Linked DNA regions of Mus musculus: regions 1 and 3 are each linked to region 2. Evidence: chromatin loops called from intact Hi-C (ENCODE). Cell type or tissue: left cerebral cortex. All regions are shown on one strand. Links, peaks and the distances in the headings refer to the core of each region. The heading gives the core; the rest is flanking DNA.

The links. Peaks named below come from ENCODE experiments on the same cell type or tissue, not always from the same donor. Only the 100,000 strongest peaks of a DNase experiment are listed, where the experiment ranks them.
Region 1: a loop joins it to region 2, with 4 times the contacts of the local background. A loop is called at or near these places in 7 of 42 quality-filtered maps.
Region 3: a loop joins it to region 2, with 1.9 times the contacts of the local background. A loop is called at or near these places in 3 of 42 quality-filtered maps.

The regions. Positions count from the first base shown.
Region 1 is chr11:20,109,644-20,115,538 of GRCm38, forward strand. Actr2 (ARP2 actin-related protein 2) reads right to left here and starts at 3,308. Exons shown (of 9, transcript NM_146243.2): 1 at 3,162-3,308. The coding sequence starts at 3,209. In left cerebral cortex, for the core only: no CTCF peak of the experiment used is centred there; DNase peaks (open chromatin) are centred at 2,788 and 3,339; H3K4me3 peaks cover 2,190 bases; H3K27ac peaks cover 1,712 bases.
Region 2 is chr11:20,198,725-20,204,619 of GRCm38, forward strand. It overlaps Rab1a (RAB1A, member RAS oncogene family), which reads left to right and starts at 2,688. Exons shown (of 6, transcript NM_008996.4): 1 at 2,688-2,928. The coding sequence starts at 2,906. In left cerebral cortex, for the core only: CTCF peaks have their summits at 2,418 and 2,621; DNase peaks (open chromatin) are centred at 2,472 and 3,214; H3K4me3 peaks cover 2,490 bases; H3K27ac peaks cover 2,161 bases.
Region 3 is chr11:20,636,146-20,642,040 of GRCm38, forward strand. All of the region lies in intron 1 of Sertad2 (SERTA domain containing 2), which reads left to right. Among named protein-coding and RNA genes, the nearest start is that of Sertad2, 7.1 kb to the left of the region's middle. In left cerebral cortex, for the core only: a CTCF peak has its summit at 2,892 (motif pointing left); a DNase peak (open chromatin) is centred at 2,886.

The DNA of each region.
Region 1 (5,895 bases), core at 386-5,385, 89 kb before region 2:
ATGCAGACTTTTTACCTAAATGCCCACTTTCAAAGCCCTATTCTAAAAAGCAGGTTTCCTTCTCTGGGCTACTGAGACAAGAGTCTAGTTATGGATAATAGGAAAAGAGAGTGGATCAAGCATCTAGGTCATCAAAAGAACATTTAAAACCTTAATTTCTTGGGGCTGAAGAGATGTGGTTAAGAGCATTTGCTTTTGCAAAGGATCCAGCATCCAGTCCCAGTACCCACGTGGTACCTCAAAATCATCTCTAAGTTCAGTACCAGAGGATTAACCTCCCTTGGGCCACCAGGCACGCATGTGGTATACATACATATATGCAGGCAAAACACCTATACATATAAAAATATAACAAATCTTTACCTTTTTTCTTTAATTTTAACTTTTCAGGGCTGGGGGTACACCTCAGAAAGAACGTTTATCTTCCAAATCCTTGGATATAATCCTTAGCATCATAAAAAACAAACCAATCTACCTTCTTAAATAGCTCACATTTTAAAATCTAAAGTATACAAAAGGTAAATGAAACCACCATTTAATTAAGGATTTAAGATGCTTCTGTATCTACCTCCCATGAAATTACAAGTACGTACATTTGATAGTACAGTGCTGGGGATGGACCCTCCAGTTCCTCAAGCATCAGGCAAGCACTCTACTAACTGAGCTCCACTCCAGCCCCCATGAGTGTGTGACTAGATGGTAAGTATATTCATATGTCAGAGTGGGGGAGACTGTATGCTATGGTGCACATCTGGAAATCAGAGGACAACTTCAAGTGCTGGTCCTCATCTTTCACCTGTCCTTTGCTGTCCACTGCTGCATACAGCTCTAGCTTGCCCAAAAACTTCCTGGGGTTCTCCTTTCTCTGTCTCCCACCTTGTGGTGGAAGCACTGGTGTTACAGTGCCAGCTCCACTCCACGTGGGTCCTGGAGATTCAGTCAGGTGCTTATCCACTGAGCCATCTCCCCAACCCCTTTTCTATTACTGTTTTAAAAAATCAAGTCTTAATGTCTTCTCTAATATTTAATTGTAAAGGCATCATTATAACTTCAGGTACCTAAGTAAAACTAAGATGAACAAAGAAGAATAAATAGTTAAGAAACAACCCAAAATCTAAGTAGCTATTAGTCGTCAAGTTTTCTTAAAAGACATCACAATATTCCTAACTGCGTTACGATTTAAATCAGAACTAGCTGATGTATATGAGGATCCGACTATTTCATTCACAGTCAAACATATCTACAAAAAAAGTGAATAAAGTTTATAAATAATTACAAAAATAGATATAAAACTTTTTTCTCTGTGTATCCTTGGCTGTCCTGGAACTCACTTTGTAGATCAGGCTGGCCTCGAACTCAGAAATCCGCCTGCCTCTGCCTCCCAAGTGCTGGAATTAAAGGGGCGCGCCACCACACCTGGCATAAAACTTTTTTTAAAATCATCTCCTTTCACTTATGCCATAGTAGCTGATCTTTTTATCCTAAGAAACAGATTTAAAAAAAAAAAAATAAAAATGGATGGAGTCTCCCTATGTAGCCATGGGGATTTGCCGGTTTCTGCCTCCCAAGTGTTGGCATAAAAGATGTATGCCATCACTTCAGCCCTTTTTAAAACACTTTTAAGACACTGTTACTTTAAGTGTTATGTCTGTTTACTTGAGTGTTTGTATATGTATCACATGTATGCCTAGTACCCACAGAGGCCAGAAAAGAGCACTGAATACACTTGAACTAGAATTACAGAATAGCTGTGAGCTGCCACACAGATGTTAGGCATCAAACTTGGGTTCTCAGCAAGAACAACCAGTGCTCCTAACTGCTGAGACGTCTCTTTGGTAGTAAGATACTTTTTTTTTTTAATAAGTACTTTTATAAGAATTTCTGAAAAGTTTAGCATTTATAATTTAGCTTAAATATAGTGTAACAATACAGGCTTTGCTTTAAAAACCTTTTTCCTGATAATTTAGAAGCTTTATAAAATTGTACCATTTCCCTCACTGCTTTATCCTTTATCTCAAAAAATGAGATGCATTTTATGTATCCCTTCATGAAGTCTGCAAATATAAATATCTCTAATGAGCACATAAATGGGGTTGCTTAAAAACCTTTAAGTTACTGAATCTTAGGGCTGTTACCACAGCAGTGGTATGGATGTCCCTTTGTATTGTTACCTATCCTATTCTAGCCCAGATTTAGCTTAAATGAAGCTAGTACAATAATTGTCAAAGTTTGTAACAAATTCAACCAAGGGCACTATAATGGCAGTGAATACCAGCTCCTTCCCCTTTCAACAATCTGGCTTCAAAGGTGTAATTCAAGTAAAATCTATTTTAATTTGTGTGTCGTCTCTGTGGCAGAGAGGAGAAAAGTCACAAAATGTTGCAAATCGCTAAAGGAGTCAGAAACAGTTGCATCTTCAAAACTGGAACTTTGATGCTCCACCCTTTTAACTGGGGATAGAAAGAAACCAGTTGCAACGAGTTTTCTGAATCAGAACTTTAGGCTTATTTTGACATTTTTAGCATCTTCAAGACTAACGTGTCTATCCTGTACTTAACAGAAAAAAAAAATGAAGCAGAGGAGGAACCAGAAATGATCCAACTTCCCACTAGAATTTACTTGAGAGGTCCTAGGTCTATAATAGGGCGGCATGCAAAGCAAGAGGTGAAGCAGGAGCTGCTGACCATCCCCCTCTCTCAAAACCACAGACGACAAGGACAGCCCACACGCTCTCCCGGGGCAGACTCCAGCCGCGGCCCGGGGCCTGACAGCACTTCCTCTTTTCTCTGCGGAACCCGTTTCCTGCCTCGCATTCGGCATCTTTCGCTACACAGGAAGAGGAAGGCCGCTAGGTCTTGTATGGACGAACACAGGCGAGCCTCGGAAATGGAGACCTCCTCGCCACCGAGGGACAGGGCCTCTCACCGTCTAGACCCATCTCTCGGCACGCCGGCGGATGCTTGCGAGCGCGCGGGGACAGGTTCCGCCGCCTTCGGGTGCAGCGCGGGTAGCCTAGCTCCGGGCCACCGGCTCCGGGCCGGCCGGCGCCCCCCGAGAGCTCGCCCGCCCGCGCGCCTGCCCGCGCCCCCGAAGCCCAGCCGCGCAGCCGAGGGGCCCGCGCGCACCCCGCACACACACGCGGCCGCCCCGCCGGGCCTTACCCCAGTGCCGTTGTCGCACACCACCACCTTCCTGCCCTGGCTGTCCATGGTTCGTCCTGGTGAGCCGCCGCCCGGCCTGGCCTGCTTCCTCCTCCACACGGCCCCGCCCTCGGCCCGCCGCTCCGCCCAAACCGGAAGTCCCCGCCCGGCAGCCGTTCCAAGAGGGCGGTGCAGAGAGAGAAAAGAAGAGCGGGGACTGGCAGCCGAGAAGGCCAATGAGAGCTGTCCGGCGCGGACCCGGGCGCGCCCTCTCGCCTCGTTCTGCTTCCGGGGCTGCGCTTGGCTGGTGGGGCGGCGGCTCTGACCAAGTTGTCTCGGGACCTAGGGCGCGGCCGGGCCGGCTGTACAGGAGGCAGGCAGGTGAAGGCCGGAGGGTGTGTGGCGGGACGGCAGTGGAGAAGGGTGGAGCAGCCGGCTAGGAAGACCGAAAGCCACCTGGAGGTCCCGAGGCATGATGTGTCATTGCTCCTAGGCCTGGGTGGATACACCTACAAGTTTCAAACCTCCGGTTTATTCCACACCTCCAGTTGCATGCAGCCCTAGGAGCCTGGCGGGATGCTTTCGTTTCTTTCTGCTTCACCACTTCCCTCTTTGATTTTCTCAAACAGGAACTCACCATGTTGCCAAATGCAGACTTTAAAATTGAGGTCCTCTGTAACCTCCCTTGGAAACAGGGACAAGTGTTACACGCACCTCTTTAAGAAATTGAATATGCACCCGGGCACTGTTGGCGTTCGCCTTTAATCCCAGCACTTGGGAGGCAGAAGCAGACGGATTTCTAAGTTGGAGGCCAGCCTGGTCTACATAGCAAGTTTCAGGTCAGCCAGAGCTATAAAGTGAAACCCTGTCAAAAAAGAAAGATAATGCTTTCACTTAGCGCATAGTGGTGAACTTGCTTTCAATCCCAGCACACAAGTAGAGGCAGTTGGATTTCTGTGAATTCCTGGCCAGCCTGGTCTATTTACAGAGCTAGTTCTAAGACAGCCAAGGCTACAACAAAGAAACCCTTTCTCGAAAACAAAGAACAAAACTCTTTCCTTTAATTTTAGTTTAGTTTTGTTTTCTGAGACAGGGTCGCATTGTCTATCCTTGTGTTAAAACTAAGAATATTAAGTTAAAAAGACCAAATCCATGATTGTCCAATTGGAGCAATTTTGGGGTACACCAGGACTGGCCAACCACCTGTCTCACCGCTGCCGGTCGCTTGAGGTCCGTTTTATGGGCGAGATGTGAGCGAATTGTTAGATACAGTGAAAGGGAAGAGTCAAGGGTCAGAGTATATGTCATGTGAATCCCAAGTTTAGCTAGGCTGAAAACTTGTTTTGCAGTTTACATCAGACCTAAGAAACAGAAACTTATTCTTTTTTGTTTGTTTGCTTTTGTTTGTTTGGTTGGTTTTTTTTTGTTTTTCGAGACAGGGTTTCTCTGTATAGCCCTGGCTGTCCTGGAACTCACTTTGTAGACCAGGCTGGCCTCGAACTCAGAAATCCGCCTGCCTCTGCCTCCCAAGTGCTGGGATTAAAGGCGTGCGCTACCACGCCCGGCTTCGAGTGTATTTGCTTTTATTGTACATTTTTTTTCTAAACTCTTTGGCACAGTTTTCTGGGGGCATTCCGACTGCCACAATACAAGTCAGGAGAGAGCTTGTTTATGATGCCAATTTCAAGCATTTAAATTTTGGTTTGGGTTGTGGCTTTTTCTGTCTTTGAAGTCTGCATTTACTTTGTAACAACTGTACTTTTATATTTCTATATCCTCTAACTCCAGAACTTCAGTTAGTTTATGAAATGCAACATCAAACCCCTTTGTTTTCTGGGAAAAAGAAACTGCAATGACTTGAAGTTGAGAATGTGGGTACCGCCTCACTCACACACACTCATTCTCAGACTGTGAAATCCCCCACGCGCCTTCTCAAGGGCACATAGACAGTACCAAGTGCTACGGTACAGTGAAGGTGGGCTCAAGACCCGGGCTCCATCTTTCTCCTCAGTAGCAGGGGCCAGGCTGCCTTTCACAACACAGCCCCACAGGTGAACCCAGGTCCTCCTCTCCCAAATCAGTCACCCATTCGGCACCGGCCAAGACAGGAAAGCTAGTTCTAGCCTTCCCTGGGAAGAGACAGCTTTTTTGTTTTTCATAAGTAAGTAAATCCATTGTTTCTCTATTCCAAGATGGCTGATGTTATGTTTTCTACAAACTCAGTGCTTACTTAGCTCATGTCTAACAGGGCTGCTGCTGTTGGCTGTGGCAGGATTTTCAGTGTGGTGTTTTCAAGCCTCACTCATCCTCCCATTCCCAAACATTCAGCATTCGTGCACACTCCTCACTTCCGGGTTTTTTCAAAAGATTGGAGATTTCCAGTGGGGGTCTCAGGTCATCATCTCAGTGGTACCAAATCAAGCCTGGTTCTTCAGAGAAACTTATTCTTAATTACAAATAGAAACCTTAACTTGCAAAGACTTTAACACAGGAGAAACAACTTATCCTTAACTGTCTTACTGTAAACAGAAACTTTAACTTGGAAGGTATAGTGTCAAAAGTTAACTTCCAAGTGTTCTAACACTTGGCTGACTAGGAACTCAATATGTAGATCAGGCTATTCTCTGGCTCTGACCCAGCTTGTTACATCTCCCTGATGATTTTGCACACAGTCAAGCAGATAGTGGTACTCTGTACTAAATGAATTACAAGATGGTAGTGTATCCTATTTAATTAAATTTTAGGCCTAGCACTC
Region 2 (5,895 bases), core at 486-5,485:
CATGAGAAGGAATCTTTTTTTTTTTTTTTTTTTAAATATTTATTTATTATATGTAAGCACACTGTAGCTGTCTTCAGACACTCCAGAAGAGGGCATCAGATTTTTGTTATGGATGGTTGTGAGCCACCATGTGGTTGCTGGGATTTGAACTCAGGACCTTTGGAAGAGCAGTCGGCGCTCTTAACCACTGAGCCATCTCACCAGCCCGAGAAGGAATCTTAATCTCAATAACACCCTTGATGCAGTAGGGGTGTAGGAAGCGGGCACTCATTACTCCACAGTCACGACAGCCGCTCATTTATTTTCTTACTGTAGCACAGTAACTAAGATATGAATTTTTCTGTCCTCCACATACACAGGTACAGTCAGGCTTTGGGGTGTCAAGGAAGAACTGTTACATATACTTCACATTGTTCTGTTTGTCAGCTAGGTTAAAGGTTACTAGAAGATAATTTGTTGGGAAATGAAATAGTCAATGAAAGTGGAGCAAATTTATCTCCAAAGAGACAGAGATTTAAAAAATGGAGTTTTGGTGGTAGTATCTGTATGTATGGGGGTAGTGCACTCCATAGTGTTTTTCTTTCTGAGTGTCTGCTTTCTTCCTTAATCTTTATGTTTAAGTCTATATTAAAATATCAGTAATAAAACCCCAGCTAGGGCTGGAGAGATGGCTTCTCTGGTAAGGACACTTTTTGTTCTTGCTGAGGACCTGTTTTCAGTTCCCAGAACCCAGCATAACCAACTATAACTCACGTTTCAGAGTATCAAATGCCCTATTCTGGGCTTTGAGGCCAAGAGGCACATGCATGGCACACCACACACACACATACACACACAGGCAAGAGACACTCATACATAAAATTAAATGACAGATTTGGGGTGGGTGTTGGGACAGAGGTTCACTATGTAGCTCTGTTCTGGAACTTGCTATGTAGACCAGGCTGGTTTCAAACTCACAGAGAAGCACCCATCTCTGCCTCCTGAGGGCTGGGGTCAAAGGCATGCTATGTCTGGCTTACATGATAAATCCTAAGACAAAACAAAACAACAATAACAACAAAATTTTTGCTTGAAAAATTGAGTTTAGGACACTTCAGAGTTTTTATTCTGTGAAATGATAAGAGGAAGTATGGTGGGCTTTAGGGTCCAGGGCTGTAAACCTCCATCTAGGGTCATTTCAGAAGTTAGTATGGAAAAGAACCCAGGAGGCAGAGGCCAGGGAAACACTGAGTTCGAGGCCAGCCTGGTCTACAGAGGGAGTTCCAGGACAGCTAGGGCTACACAGAGAAACTCTGCCTCAGAAAACCAAAAACCAAAACCCAGACAATAACAAGAAAACTCCCAAAACTATGTATGTGTGGTCTGATGAGGCTGTCAGGACACACGGAGGAACGCCAGAGGGATGTGTAAATATGTTCTGAGTATATGGTTAGTCATGAGAACAGCCTCTTTTGCATATTTTGATGTCACAGAAATTCAGAAATTAAAAGTAAATCTACAGTTGGCCCCAGGAGATAATATTCTTGCTTAGAACAAGTTGGAAGATAAACTTTGGTCAGTGTATTATACTATGCCCTTTGTAATAAATAACGCAAGATAATGCGTTAAAGTTTAGCGGAGATTTAAATTCCTGAGCTGATTAAAGTTGACACCATTAGGTCTAAAAAAATGTATTAATATTAGTTCTGGAGTCCGTACTGAAGAGTTTCATGGCTTAAAAAAAAATACTTATTACTGCCCAGTTGTGCAGACGGACACAGAATTAGTACTAATAAAAAACAAAGAGCAGCAAAAGCAACTGCAACCCCCCCCCCTCAAAAAAAACAAAAACAAAACTTAACAACCCAACCCAACCCAACCCTATCCCGGAAAACAATTCAACTTTTAAGTCTAGGCCTCAAGTAGGAGGAGAAGACTGGTTAAGGCTGACTTTAGCCTGTGTCTCAACAGCACAATGTTAAAGGTTGGAGGTCGAGATGGAGGAGCAGTTTCAGACAGGGAAATCTGGCTGTGTGAGCAGAAGAGAGACTAGAACAGGGTCCATTTGCAGCTATTGCAACATCAAGTTGCTAGAGTAAAACGGTAAAAAAAAAAAAAAAAAAATTAGAGAAGGAGTCGGGTGAGTGAGAAAGCGCAAGGTCTACAGAGGCCGCTTGAGTTTCCTGCTGTCCTTAGAGCAGCCTCAGACCCTGATGGTGATGGCCCCTGTGGTCTTGCCTGAGCAGAGCTCGTCAAGCTGTCTCCACCCCTCCTCACTGTCCCAGGCTTCCTGGGAGCCCCCTCCCCCTCTGCTGCGGCACCGCCCTCCGCCGAGTTCCTTCCTCCTCCCCTCCCGATGGGGCACCGACTCGCCCTGCTGCCACGTCTCACTGATGACATCAACACAGCCCGGTCGGCCTTAGCCAATCCGCTAGGGGGAGTCCGAGCGAAGTCCTAGCCAGCAGGCCAGCGGGGAGGGGAGCAGGAAGGGCGGGGTGTGGGGGTGAGGGAATCGGGACGGGGCGGGCTACAAGCTCGAAAGTGCGCATGCGTTCAGGGCGCGGGGCCTAGTGGGAAGCTGAGTGCAGACAGCCCTCGGCCCGGTCGGGCTGCCCAGCGCGCGGTGTGCTCATGACTCTCTTTCCCAGCGTGCCCCGCGACGCTGCCGCCCTCTGGGCCGCGCCAGGCCCCTTGGCCTAGGCTTCCCCAGTTCCTGGTTCGCCGGCGGCCATTTTGGGTGGAAGCGATCACTGAGTGGCGGCGGCTGCTGATTGTGTTCTAAGGGTCGGAGTGGGGTCGACGTTTGCTCTACCGGAACAGCTTAGCTCATTCCTCCCTTTCCATTACCTGTGGCGCGGAGAGTTGGGGCGGCGGCTGCGTCAGCAAGGGCGGTGGTGGCGGCGGCGGCGGCGGCAGCTGCAGTGACATGTCCAGCATGAATCCCGAATAGTGAGTGCAGGAGAGCCGGGGCGGGCCGGGGTGAGAGCGGCCGGCCGGGGGTGAGGGCCGCCGGGAGGTTCGCTGCGCAGCGCCGGGAAGGTCGGCCGGGCGAAGGAGACGGAGCAGCCTGAGGGCCCCATTGTCTGAAGGCCGAGGGCCGCAGCGCAGCGGGGAGGGGTCGGGCCTGCGGGCCGGGTCCCGACCGCAGCCGGCGGGGAGCTAGGTGCCGCGGCTGGGCGTTGGGGAGAGGGCCTCGGACAGTAGCCAGGAGGGGCGCGTCTCTGGAGGCAGTGACGGCTGGAGGAGGACTTGGTTTTAAGGGGAGGTAGGTGGGAGAGCTCTGCTAGAGGGCACTGTCAGACCCTGCGCCGGCTCTGCGGAGCTGTCAGCGTCGGCTTTACTTGTAAATCCCGAGCTTGTTAGAGCTCTCTCCCTGTTGGGTTTTAGGTAATATGGATGCTTCTTGGGACTGCGTGGGCTTGAGGGGGATGAGGAGATGGTGAGGAGCTATTTATAATGTTTAGTTTTCTTTTGGGCTTGTCTCCTGGGAGAGTTCTGTGAGACTTGTGAGACGTGACCCTTACAAAATCCTGGACATTTGTGAAATTTTTGGTTTAGGGGAGACATGAGTCTCCCAGTCACCTTTTGTCTCCAGTAGGTTAAGAAGAAGAAAAAGAAGAACAAAACTGAACTAAAAATAAACTAGAAATGTCTTCCTGGTACCACCAAGTTAAAGTACAAGTTTGCAGACAGTTTTGAAAAGAAACTAATGGGGCCTTTGATGATAGAGTTGTATGTAGGTTTTAGATTACCTGCTTGAATGCCTGTAGATAGGAAATGAGGTTCCATGACGTGTCATGAAAAGTTAATGCATTCCTTTTTCTTGCTTACTCAAGAAGTCACTGTAGCAGATGTGACACACCTGGCACCTTTCATGGGAACTGCGCTTCTCCTTTCTTGGATAGACATTGTTAGGCTCTCTCTTTGAACCCAAAATTCTCCTATGGTTTCCATATATGAAAATAACTTTAAGAGATGCCATTTTTATTATACTTTAGTGTCAGAAATCTTTAAGGGAGAGGGATTTTTGTTGGTTTTTAATAAGAGAAATCACTATTGCCGTAAAAGCTGGGCTTTATTTGTTGCTTTGGTCAGTTACCGCTAAGTGTGCCCCCATGAAAGGTCCAACCATCAGCTCGGCTGACTTGTCATGTGCGTGTCACATGACTCTTGCAAAAGACATTCTAAGTTCAGGTTTTCTAAGACTGGTTTAATACTGAAATGGTTTTTCCGTTTGTGTTAAGCAGAGGTCTTAGTATCTTGGTAGAATTTTACATACTTTTTTTTATTGTGTGTGTGATGCCTGTGATTGCAGGTGCACAGGTGTCACCTTGCTTGCTTCAGAGGTCAGGGGACAACTTTTGGGAGCTTATTCTTCCTTTGTGGCTTCAGGGATTGAACTCAGATAGGCACTGTATCCACAGAGCTATGTGCTTGGCCAGGCTTCTGTACTTGAAAAAGTTGGGAACAGTTCACATGGAGACACAGGTGCTGTGTTTGCAGCCCCTCTCCCAGGGCAAAATTAGTTTAGTTAAGCAAAGTTGAATTGGGGGTCCTAATTAGATTTTTGTGGAAACCAAAAAGAAGATGAATTTGTTATATTAGGAAGGTTTCTAATTTCTATTTGAAATTCCTGTTCTATTTGAGGAGATTCCTATATTTGTTAGGTGTGTATTTAAGTATTTTTATTATGCTTCTCAAATTTCCTAATGCTACGACCTTTCAATGCAATTCTTCATGTTGTGGCGACCCCTATCCATAACATTTTCATTGCTACTTCATAACTGTAATTTCGATACTGTATGAATTGTAATGTAAACAGCTGATATAGGATATCTGGTATGTGACCCCTGTGAAAGGGTCCTTTGACACCCAAAGGGGTTGCCACTTACAGATTGAGGACTGCTGAGGTTAGAGACACCTCCTGGAGCTGGAGTTAAGAGTACTTGTGACCAGCTGATGTGGATGCTAGGAATGGAACTAGAGTTTTCTGCAAGAACAATACATATTCTTAACTACTACTTGATCTCTCCAGCCCATGTTATGTGTTTATTTTTTAATACTGTAAGAGATTTAACTAAGCAACAAAAATTTGATGTTACTCAGACGTTGTTTCTCTTTTTATAAAGTAGTATAAAAAGTCATTTTTTACTGCCTACTAAAGTAGTAAGTAGTGTGGTTCATGAGTACATAAAAGATGTTTTGGACAGCTCTCCATCCAGATCATGCTGTAAGTAGAGTAAATCATTTTAATGTAAGCTTGGACTTCGGAGTGTGAGCCTTAGCCTCAAGGGGCCTGTGATGTAACATACAGACTAGATTCTATCCATGTCAAATATTAGGAGATACTGCATGCAGATGTGCAACATGGATCAGATCAGTGTGGTTTTAGGGGAGTCACTTGTTCTGGTTGGCTGTTGGGTTTTGGAAGATTGTTATAGAAGAGACAAGTAAGAAACTTACCCCAGGGTACCAGTAAGGTAGTTCAGCAGACGAAGGCATCTGCCACCTTTATGAGTTCCATCTTTGGAAGGAGAGAACTGGTTCCTGCAGGTTGTTCTCTGGTCTCTCCACATATATCCCTCCCCCAATAATCTAAACAAGCAGGGTGAAAAAGAGAATTATTAGCATAGAAGTGAAGCACGGAAGGCTTTTCAGGAGGGAAAAGGAAGAGGAATGGCTAATAAATAGCAAGAAGAATTTTTTTCTCCTCCCTTAGTTTTAAGACAAGATCTCATTGTGATGTCATCCCAGCTCTACTGAAACACCCTGTGTGTAAATGAGGCTGACTTTATATTTTCAGCAGTCTTCCTGTTTCTGCCTCCCAAGTGCTGACATTACAGATACGAGTCACCATGTCCTGAATGGACAGTCATTTAGTCATTCTTTCTGAGTTCTCAAGTATGCCAGTATCTG
Region 3 (5,895 bases), core at 386-5,385, 440 kb after region 2:
GACTCTAGGACTCAGTCCTGTGATTACAGTGGGCTTGGTAAACCTGGTGGCCACATGAAAGGCCCTCACTGCAGAGCCACCTTCTAGCCCTTTGCTCTCCTCTGCCTAACTGCTTATCACTTCAGCCCATGCTGCTCCTGAGCGTGGAGTAGACTGCTGGAGCACCCCACCCTGTGTTGAGAAGCATTGCCCAAGATAGACTCTGAGAATCCCAAAGTCCCAAGGTCGTCTCTGTACCAGAGCAGGTCTTGCATACAGTTGTAGCCGCACGAGTGACATGCTCAGGTGGTAGCTGTTTGACACAAGCCCTTCAGATTCCCCTTATGCTTAAACATGCCTTTGTCTGTGGGTCTTTGCTTTCCTAGAAATCTCTCTAACAAAATGTGGGTACTATGGCTTCAGCAGATTTGTTTACTGTCTCTTCTGGTGAGAGAAGCTTTTTTGAAGTTGTGTGTGGCCCTCTTCCTCAGTGCTGGGCAAGCTAGGAAGGCACTACTGCTAAGCCCCAGGCAAACAATTAGGTGATTTTTGTGATGCCGGAGATGGAACCTGGGTCTTGCATAAGCTTGAAATACTAATTTAAAAAAATTATTTTACTGTGACCAGAAATATAAAATAAAGTGTATTTCACCTGGGAGTGATTGTTAGCTATGTGGCAATAGTTGATTTACAAATCCAAAATGAGGTTTCCTCTCTGCTACTTGTTAAAGCAGCAAGAGGCGGGTGGGACAAGAGACTTAGGGATGGCTAGCTGGATGGGCTTGAAAGCTTTCCACAAGATCCTGAGAGTGGAAGTAGAACTAGTAAGTATTTTCTTTAGAAATAAATAATTACTACACTTAATATGGCACTCTAATTATTTTTATTGTATTTAGCTAAATGGCTTTGCCTAAATTTCAGTAAGTTACGAATATTCAAGGTCCTTGGGGGAAATTTAAAATCTCAAAATAGCCTAGAAAAATGGCTACTATATTTACAAAGTATTCACTACCCTTTAGTTGATATTTTCTACCCTCCCCAAGACTCCCTCCCTGCCCCTTATTTTTTAAGACAGGGTCTCTCTGTGTTGAGCAGTCATGGCTGTCTCCTTTTGTAGACCAGGCTGGCCTCAAACTCACAGAGATCCTCCTGCCTATGCCTCCAGAGTGCTGGGATTAATGGTGTGCACCACCACCACCCAGCTTAGTTAGTATTTTCATTATTTTTTTTCAAATGAGTGAACTATTCAAGTATAGGATACAAAATTTAAATTGACTTTATAAAACCTTACCAGCCTAGTTCTTTCATTTTTGAGTGATTTTGTTATTTTATGTATATGGGTGTTTGGCTCTGTTCATTCATACCACTTGTGCCCCTGGTACCCAAAGAGACCAGAAGATGACATTAGATCCCCAGGAACTGGAGTCACAGATGGTTGTGAGCCACTATATGGATGCTGAGAATCAAACTCAGATCCTTTGGAAGAGCAACCAGTGTTCTTAACCACAGAGCCATCTCTCTAGCCCCTGTCTACCTAATTTATAAAGGCAATTACAATAAATATTCTGAATATGTAGGTTACTTATATGGGCCTCAGATTCACCATCTATTCTTCCATTCTCCTAGCTTAATGTTTTAACTCTTAAGAAACACTCCCATAAAATATCTCTTGAAGTTGTATCCTTAGGTTCTATTCTTCAGTTTAATTTATAGATAAACTAGTTAGCTAACATGGAAAGCCACCTTTAACTAAATGTTTGAACTAAAGTGGAGTTTGATTTTTCACTGAATTGGCCTTAAAGTTACTGTGTTGGTATGGCTGTGTTATTTACCTGGTCACCTTTTTAAGCGAAAGAAAAACTCACACATGCTTTTTGACAAATCCTTTGGTTTCTACTTAAGTCTTTTATTTTCCCTTGACATTGTTTATTAAGGATCACTTATGTGAGGGAAAAACAAGGTATCTTTGGGGAAAAGATGCTACAAGAGGATTGAAACTAGAATCCCATCTAAGCAATTATAAATACAGGAGAAAAAATATTTTCATTATGCCCGGGAATGGGGAGGTGCAAAGCTGGATGAGGTTCCCTGGCAGGAAATCCTCTGGGGAAAGTCAAAGCTGAAGATTCCTTAATGCTAATGAGACTTTAGACTCAGGATGCTGAAGATGTACCCTGGACACCAAATGATTATAAAGCAGCATCATAATGCAGATAATTATAATATATATGTTTCTAATTACTGGCTTTCAAACGGAAAAAAAGGCAACTAGTTCATGTGTTAGAAGCATTATTACTGACCAGGCATCATATAACCTGAGCTAGTAATCTGACCAGAGAGAATCCCAACTGTCTCAAAGTAACTTGCTTCAGTATATCCCTGAGGTTAAAACTGTGTTACATTTTACAATTAAATGGCTTCTCCTCCGTGTTCCTGATGAAGGATTTCCTCCAATAATTGCCTGAAGTATTGTTCAGTGTGGAAGTAATTTACTGTTATTAAGATGCAATAGGATTATTGAAAGTGACTATACTAGTAAACTTTTTGGTTGTAAATGTGGAAGGTTGGCTGTGTGGTTAGAAGTCAATCTCAGAATCCCACTGGAGATCTGGATCTGAACTGTTGCCTCCTCTGAGTCCACATTTCATGACTTGGATTTGTGCTTGGTTTTGTGTCTCTCTTCAGTAATCCTCCAGAGATCCTAACCATGGTGTTACTTATATACAAGCAATAAAAGGTTGTACCATAACATTATATAATTTAGTTGGAGCTTGGTAAGGCTTCTAGCATTCAGCATTGCCATGTGAACACCTGAATAGAAGATGGAATTTGGAAATGTAAATGCTTTGAGAACTCTGTAGGTAGGAACTGACATGGAGTTGGAAGATGCCTTGCTGCTCTGTGGCGCCCCCTTGTGGTAGATGTGGTGCTGCCGATGTTTATAGGATTCCAATTTGCATTGGGCATGCTTGTTTACATAAAACACTCATTCATCTGTGTAAACATGCTTATAGAGTTAGTGTAATTCTCATGTAAGAAATTTGCTGTGCCTATTTCATTTGGTTTTTACGTGTACAGAATTTTTTTGTTTGTTTTTGGTCTTTTTTTTTTTTAATATATAGTGATGTATTGTTTAACTTTTATGGAAAATTCCAGACAGACTCAGAAGTCAAAGTGCAGTGCTCATTACCCAGCTCTAAAGGAACCAACATTCTGTTGATTTTGTTTTATCTACATGACCATTCTGGTGTGTTTTCTAGCCAAATTGAGGCCTCAAATCATGTTGTATCTGTGAAACTGTAAGTTTAGACATTGCTTTAAGCCAGAATTCTGGGGTGAAATAGAGGACTTGTTAGCAGTTCCATCGTCAGCCTTAGAAGATGGCTGGTATCCTCAATTCATTGGGGTTGCAACCTAAAATTTCCAGGGGACAGAAAGCCAGCAAGTGGCTATTAGAAACACATCCCACTGCTGACAGGCTTTAAAAGCCATTTTTGCTTTTCAGATTTTTGCAATTAAGACATACTTTATTCTTCCTTATCTCTCTTTTCGTCATTCTAAAGAAACATTCACTTCTAAAAGTTGACTCTTGTTTACTCAGTGTAATTGGTTGTCGCCTGTTAAAATTCCATTTGTTTTCACGTGAAACGATTATGTTTGATAAGCCAGCGTTAGAAATTGTATCCAATTTAGCTGATAGTGAAAATCCTAAGAGGAATGATAAAATTTGTTGATTGTAGACATTAGAAAACAACCCCACATGGTAAAGTTGTGTCATAAGCACAGAGCCTGGTATCCTGGCCGATGGTATGGTGGCCCTCTGGAGGGGCAGAGAGTTTGCAGCTGGCTGGGTGGGCAGGGTTGGCCCGAGGGCCTGACTGAGTGGAGCCACGGTGGGTGTCAGGTTACAGCAGGCAGAGTGAGCGCGGGGACTGCCTGATCTGGAGAGTGGCTTTGTAATTACTGTGCTGATTTGTTAGGGAGGCTTTGTCTTACTTACCAATTAGCATGGATGTTACTGCAGAGACCTCTGAAACCCTGGGTAGGCTTTAGTTTAAAAATAAGACCTTCCAGATCCCGACGGCCTCACGGTCTGTCACTAGCATGGGTGGAAAGGGGTGGGGTGCTGTTGTCTTTCCCTGTTTGTAAGTGGCAGAGCTTCTCGCCCTGTCGGACTGTTGCTCCCCTGGGCCAGGGACTGCCACTGGTGTCTGAAGATTGCCTGATGCCACCCCCCACCCCCACCCCCAACCCCTGCCCCCATCATGTACCTTCCTGCCTGGCGACAGCCCAGGACAGGGAGGCTGCTCTGTTTCTTGTAGCTTCCCTTAGGATTGTGCCAGCATCCCTGACCACCACTTCCTTAGCAGTTCAGTCTTTCTGGTCTCTTTCTTGTGCCTTGAGGGGAAGTTGGGCTTTAAAAGCTTAGCCATGAGCAGGTTTCTTAGTGTGCTGTGTTCTTCTGGGTGTGGTGTGTTACGTGTGGAAAGCTATCTAAGCCAGTATGGTTTCCCATTAACGCAAGATGGGGTTTTTCCTCACTGCCATACTGCAGGGAAGGCCAGGCTAGTGTTCTGTCGAGGACAGAAGCTCACTTCAAAAGCAGGATAAGGAACAGAGAAAATTCCATTTCAGAAATTGTTTCTGCACAATTTCTCTCCAGCCCCACTTTAGCCACTGTTGACAAAGTGCAACTGGGGTTGCCCCTGGGAGGGGTCTCACTCTCACTAATAAAAGAATGTGAGAATGAGTTCAGCTAGAGTTAAAAGAAAACCCCCAGGGTGGGGTCATTGACAGCTACCCACAGGAGGGGAAAGGAGAGAAGGGACAACGCCTCTCCTCGGGAGAGCAAGGAGCCACGAGGCAGGGAGGAAGGCTTTAGGAAGAATGAGGAAGCCCAGGTATCAGACAAGAGCATCCTTAGCTTCTGACCAGCATCTGAGAGAGAGGGAGGGAGAGGGAGAGAAGAGGAAGAGTGTCTTTGTGACTTAGGCCTCAGAAATGGCAGCAGACCCAGTGATCTCGTGGTGGCCAGGACGGACTAGGCTGAGGGCAGGAATGACAAAGAAGAGTACAGTATCTCATTAAGAGAAATAGAGTCTTCTACCTATCTTTTTGGCTGTTTGAGACAGGCTCTCACCATGTAGTTAACCCTGGCCAGCTAGGAACTCCCTATGTAGACCAGGCTGGCCTTGAACTCATAGAGATCTGCCTGCCCAGTGCTAGGATTAAAGGTGTGAGCTGACTTTCCTAGAGGTGGTCCGAGGACTAGGTGATTGGCTAGGCACAACTGGGATAATAGGTCTCTATTCAGCTGGAGGTTATATTCACTTGCCAGAAGGAATTTTCCCTTATTGGGCTTTTACTGCCCCTCCCGGTCTGTCTCTGAGACTGAATTCTACCACACAGTTGATTGAGTTAGGAACATGCTTTCCCCTGCTACTCACTCAAGGGAAACTGTTACAAGTCAAGAGCCTAGGCCTCTGGCAGCACCAGATGCAGATGAGAAATCTCGGGTGTTCTCTTGGGAGCCTTCTCTTCCCTCTTGGCTCCTTTTTTCTTCAAAAGTAGTACATTGGGGTGGGTATGGATGGAGAGATGGCTCAGAGGTTAAGAACATTGGCTACTCTCCCAGAGGACCTGGGTTCAGTTCCTAGCACCCACATGATGGCTTACAACCATTCATAATGCTAGTTCCAAGGGATCTGGGTCCTCTTCTGGGTGTCCTTGGGCACCTGGCAGGCATATGGTGCACAGACATACATGCAAGCAAAATATCCATAAAAATAATAAAAAGTAGTAAGTTGGTGTAGAGGCCTGGTGTGGGATCAGCATTGCCGGTGGTCTCTCAGCAGCCTACGGTCACACTGGATCTGTACAGGAAAACAAGGGGTGTGTCAGAGTATGCGGTCATCC